Regions from separate parts of the Homo sapiens genome. Here region 2 is linked to region 1. A link is an interaction called in ENCODE POLR2A ChIA-PET data of the cell type or tissue named here. Cell type or tissue: Panc1. All regions are shown on one strand.

What was found. ChIA-PET counts read pairs that join two places held together with the same protein. Peaks named below come from ENCODE experiments on the same cell type or tissue, not always from the same donor. Only the 100,000 strongest peaks of a DNase experiment are listed, where the experiment ranks them.
Region 2: POLR2A ChIA-PET joins it to region 1 with 7 read pairs; 2 of 35 experiments call an interaction of 5 or more read pairs at or near these places.

Annotation. Positions count from the first base shown.
Region 1 is chr3:195,023,828-195,026,327 of GRCh38, forward strand. No RefSeq gene overlaps it. Among named protein-coding and RNA genes, the nearest start is that of XXYLT1-AS1, 70 kb to the right of the region's middle. In Panc1, no CTCF peak of the experiment used is centred here; no DNase peak of the experiment used is centred here; H3K27ac peaks cover 999 bases.
Region 2 is chr3:195,291,697-195,294,196 of GRCh38, forward strand. ACAP2 (ArfGAP with coiled-coil, ankyrin repeat and PH domains 2) reads right to left here. Exons shown (of 23, transcript NM_012287.6): 19 at 569-756; 20 at 10-119. Among named protein-coding and RNA genes, the nearest start is that of XXYLT1, 22 kb to the left of the region's middle. In Panc1, no CTCF peak of the experiment used is centred here; no DNase peak of the experiment used is centred here.

The sequences.
Region 1 (2,500 bases):
TTTTTACTTTATTATTTTAACTGACAAGCAAGAATTTCATATACTGATGGAGTACAGCATGATGTTTTGATATCTGTGTACACTGTAGAATGCCTAAATCAAGTTAAGATATACATTCCCTCACATATTATCGTTTTATATGGCGAGGACACTTAAAATCTAGTCTCTTAGTCATTTTCAAGTATACAACGTATTGTTATTAACTACAATCACCATGATGTTCAATAGACTTCTTGAGCTTATTCCTCCTAACTGAAATGTTGTGTTCTTTGACCAGCATCTCCCCAACTCCCCCATCTACACACACACACACGCACACACACGTGGGCACACACACAAGCACGCACACACACACGCACGTGCACACACACGCACACAAGCGCACGCACACTCAGTCTCTGTAGCCACCATTTTACTCTGTTTCCATTAGTTTCACTTTTTCAGATTGCACATGTGAAACTGTGCAGCATTTGTTTTTCTGTGCCTGGCTTAGTTCACTTAACATAGCGTCCTCCAGGTTCATCCACGTTGTTACAAATGGCAGAATCTCCTTCTTTTTAAAGCCGAATAGTATTCAATTGTGTACATGTACCACATGTTCTTTCTCCATTCATCTGTTGATGGACACTTGGTTGTTTCATATCTTGGCTATTGTGAATAGTGCTGCAACAGACAGGGGAGTGCAGGTATCTCTTCCACATACTGATTTCATAGCCTTTGGATATATACCCAGTAATGGGATTGCTGGATCATATGGTAGTTTTGTTTTCCTTTTTTTTGAGACAGAGTCTCACTCTGTCGCCCAGGCTGGAGTGCAGTGGTGTGATCTCGGCTCACTGCAAGCTCCGCCTCCCAGGTTCACGCCATTCTCCTGCCTCAGCCTCCCGAGTAGCTGGGACTACAGGCGCCCACCACCACACCTGGCTAATTTTTTTTTTTTTTTTTTTGTATTTTTAGTAGAGACGGGGTTTCACTGTGTTAGCCAGGATGGTCTCGATCTCCTAACCTTGTGATCCGCCCGCCTTGGCCTCCCAAAGTGCTGGGATTACAGGCGTGAGCCACTGCACCCGGCCTTGTTTTCCATGTTCTTTGGAATATACATGCTGTTTCCCATAATGGCTGTACTAATTTACATTCCCACCAACAGTGAGCAAGGGTTCCCTTTTCTCCACACCCTCACCACTTTTATCTTTTTTTTTTTTTTTTTTTTGAGATGGAGTTTCACTCTTGTTGCCCAGGCTGGAGTGCAGTGGCACAACTTCGGCTCACCACAACCTCCGCCTCCCTGCAACCTTCGCCTCTCGGGTTGAAGCAATTCTCCTGCCTCAGCCTCCTGAGTAGCTGGGATTACTGGCGCCCGCCACCATGCCCGGCTAATTTTTGTTTCTTGGTAGAGACAGGGTTTCACCATGTTGGGCTCCCACAACTTCTCTCCCAGGAGCTACGGGTTGGGACTTGGGCCCCTCTCTTCTGCTTCTCGTTACAGCCCTGACATCCCAGTTTGCCTTCACACCCAGCCCAGTGTAGATGGCCCTTGTTAAGATGAAACTTTAATTTTCCAACAGTAGGCAAAACGGTGGGCGTGTCACTTCCCTCTCTAGAGAGTTTCCTGATTTAGCAAACATAATTAATCCCATCCATTTGACCTCAATGTCCTTTTCACATTTCCCTCCAATACAGATGTTCTCAAACCCTGGCTGTTTATTAAAGCCATCTGAGGCACTTTCAGACAATACCCATGCCCAAGCCCCCAGACCATTCCGTCAGAATGGAGAGGGGAGCACAGGTGATTCTCCTGCAAAGCCAGAGAACCCCTCTTCTTAGCTCCCCATAAAACTCCTGTTCAAAGCCTTAGGCCAGTATCAGTTATTTCTTTCTCCAAGCGAGATAATGCAGAGGCATTTTACTGTGTATAATTTGTGATGCTATCACTTTTTCCCCAGGCCGTCTTTATGCAGACCAACCCAAGATGAAATGTTCGGGGTTGGGCAGGCAGATCCTTCAGCCCGAGTGGTGTGGCAAGCTGGAGGGAGGGGGAGGCGTGGCACCAACTCTGGGGAAGTTTCATGACAGCGAAGCTCAATCATCACAGCTGAACACCCAGGTCAGGTGAGGGAGGCCCCAGCCATCCCAAGACGGAGCAAAGCCCTCGGCAGTCAAGTTAGTTGGGCTGGACCAGGCCCCGGAGCTCAGAGGTGGAAGTAGTTTCAGACTGATGAGTTCAACAGGATGATTTTGTTCTGTGAAGTGGAAGCAGCTGGCAAATTGGAGGCTCTCACAGAGCCTGTCTCTTATAAGTAATGGGAAATGAGAAATTGTCCTCAGCAAAAACAGAGGGAGCTCCAAGGAGCCACAGTTTAAATGTCCACCCAGGCCAGGAGCGGTGGCTCATGCCTGTAATCCCAGGACACTGGGAGGCCGAGGCGGGCGGATCACTTGAGGCCAGAAGTTTGAGACCAGCCTGGCCAACATGGTGAAACCCCATCTCTACTAAAAATAC
Region 2 (2,500 bases), 270 kb after region 1:
TGCAGTTACCCTGTGTGCCCTAAGACGGTGGCATGGTGCAATGGTCCCCGCCCTTGGACATCTCTTTGGTTGACATTAGCACCATTCTGTAGGAGGAACTCACACGTCACCAAAGAGCCCTTAAAGGAAAAAAGAGGATAACTATAGACAAAAGCAAATAACAAGAAACAACAATACATTTCTTTTTAAAAACAATTGGTTTTCGTTACTCAAATAGCATTTCCATTTCCTTCTCTCCAAAACAAAAAATATCCCTCAGCCAAGGCAGAGAAATTATAAATTATATTATTTTCTTCCCAAGAACTAATTCTAATAGAGATTCATTTGCAGTTTGTGAACTAGCAAAACACATTATATACTTTCATTATCGGAATTCTCTTCCACTGCAAAAAAACTTGAAACAACCGAAGTGGTGCTCAGAAACCACTACTATTAATAGCACAGAGGTTCCTTCTATTTTCTAACCCATCTCTTGAAGCAAAGACAATACTAAAGCCAGTTCAGAACATATTATGATTTTTTTTAAATATTTGATTGCTACTGAAAATGTCATTGTATAAACGCATACCCCTAATACAGCCTGAATAAGTGGTGTCGCTTTGTTTTCCTCTGAATTGGCCCAGTTCACGTCTGCACCATGAGCCAAAGCCTCAGCCATTTTAGGAAGGTTTTTTTCATATGACGCCCTATAAAGCTGAAGTCCTGGATTAAGATGTTTCGAGTCAAGAAACATAGAAGAATCTTGCCTTTCTCCTTCTGAAAAGCAAACACATACACATCAATAAAAATGAGCTCTTGGCAGAAAAAGAAAAAATTATTTAATAGGTAGAGTTTCAGTTTTGCAAGATAAAAAGAGTTCTGTGGATGAATGGCAGTAAAGATAGCACACTAATGGGAATATACTTAATGCCACTAAACTGTACACTTAAAAATGGTTAAGATGGGCCAGGCACGGTGGCTCACGCCTGCAATCCCAGCACTTTGGGAGGCCGAGGGGGGTGGATCACTTGAGGTCAGGAGTTTGAAACTAGCCTGGCCAACATGGTGAAACCTCGTCTTTACTAAAAATACAAAAATTAACCAGGCATGGTAGCGGGCACCTGTAATCCCATCTACCTGGGAGACTGAGGGACGAGAATCACTTGAACCCGGGAGGCAGAGGTTGCAGTGAGCTGAGATTGCACCACTGCACTCCAGCCTGAGCAATAGAGCGAGACTCAGTCTCAAAAAAAAAAAAAAAAAAAAAGTTAAGATGATAAATTTTATGTGCATTTTATTGCAATTTTTAAAAAATAAAGCTATGACATAAGAAACCATTAATCTATCATAATGAGCTTATGGGAGATTTTCACATAGCTATTCCCCAACATTCAACCTTCTTCTTCTATAAAGACAATCACTGATATGCCAGGCCTTTCTGTTCTTGCCAGTATCCAAGGGATAGGTTAATTACTCTGTACTACATTAAAATTGAGTATATTCCTAAATGTTGGGACTTAAGAAGCAGCAAGAATCCATAAAAACTTTTACTACTAGACCAAACCTCACTTCATTCCTAGGATGGTCCAATACCATCCCAATTGGCACTACAAGCACTTCAAATAATTTGAAGAGTGCTGACTCCCCTGAGTACTCTGCAGGACCAAAATCACTGAAATCATGGAGGAGGGGACAAGGGTTTAAAGCACAAGTCAAAAGAAAAATCTAATGGGGAGGGAGTTGCTGATCTCTTTCTCCTGATAGGACAGCCACAAGGAAAGATAAACGATAATAAGACAGTTCATGTGGATTAAAAATTATCCTTGGCAATTGGTAAGGCACTTTTAGCACATACCATTAGGCTTGGAAGAATGTACAACTAAGCATCAGGTGTGCTGGCTGACGCCTATAATCCCAGCACTTTCGGAGGCTGAGAGAGGTGGATCACTTGAAGTCAGGAGTTCAAGACCAGCCTGGCCAACATGGTGAAACCCCATCTCTACTAAAAATACAAAAATTAGCTGGGCATGGTGGCACACACCTGTAACCCAGCTACTTGGGAGGCTGAGTAGGAGAACTGCGTGAACAGAAGGTAGAGGCTGCAGTGAGCCAAGATCATGCCATTGCACTCCAGCCAGGACAACAGAGCGAGACTCAAAATAAAAAATAAAATGTAGGGCAGCCTCGGTGGCTCGCGCCTGCAATCCCAGCACTTTGGGAGGCCGAGGCGGGTGGATCACGAGGTCAGGAGATTGAGACCATCCTGGCTAACATGGTGAAACCCCACCTCTACTAAAAATACAAAAAAAAAAAATTAGCCAGGCATGGTGGTGGGCATCTGTAGTCCCAGCTACTCGGGAGGCTGAGGCAGGGGAATGGCATGAACCCGGGAGGTGGGGCTTGCAGTAAGCGAAGATCGCACCACTGTACTCCATCCTGGGTGACAGAGCAAGACTCCATCTCAAAAAAATAAATAAATAAAAATTTTAAAAAGTATAAACAATATATAGCTAGGACAGAA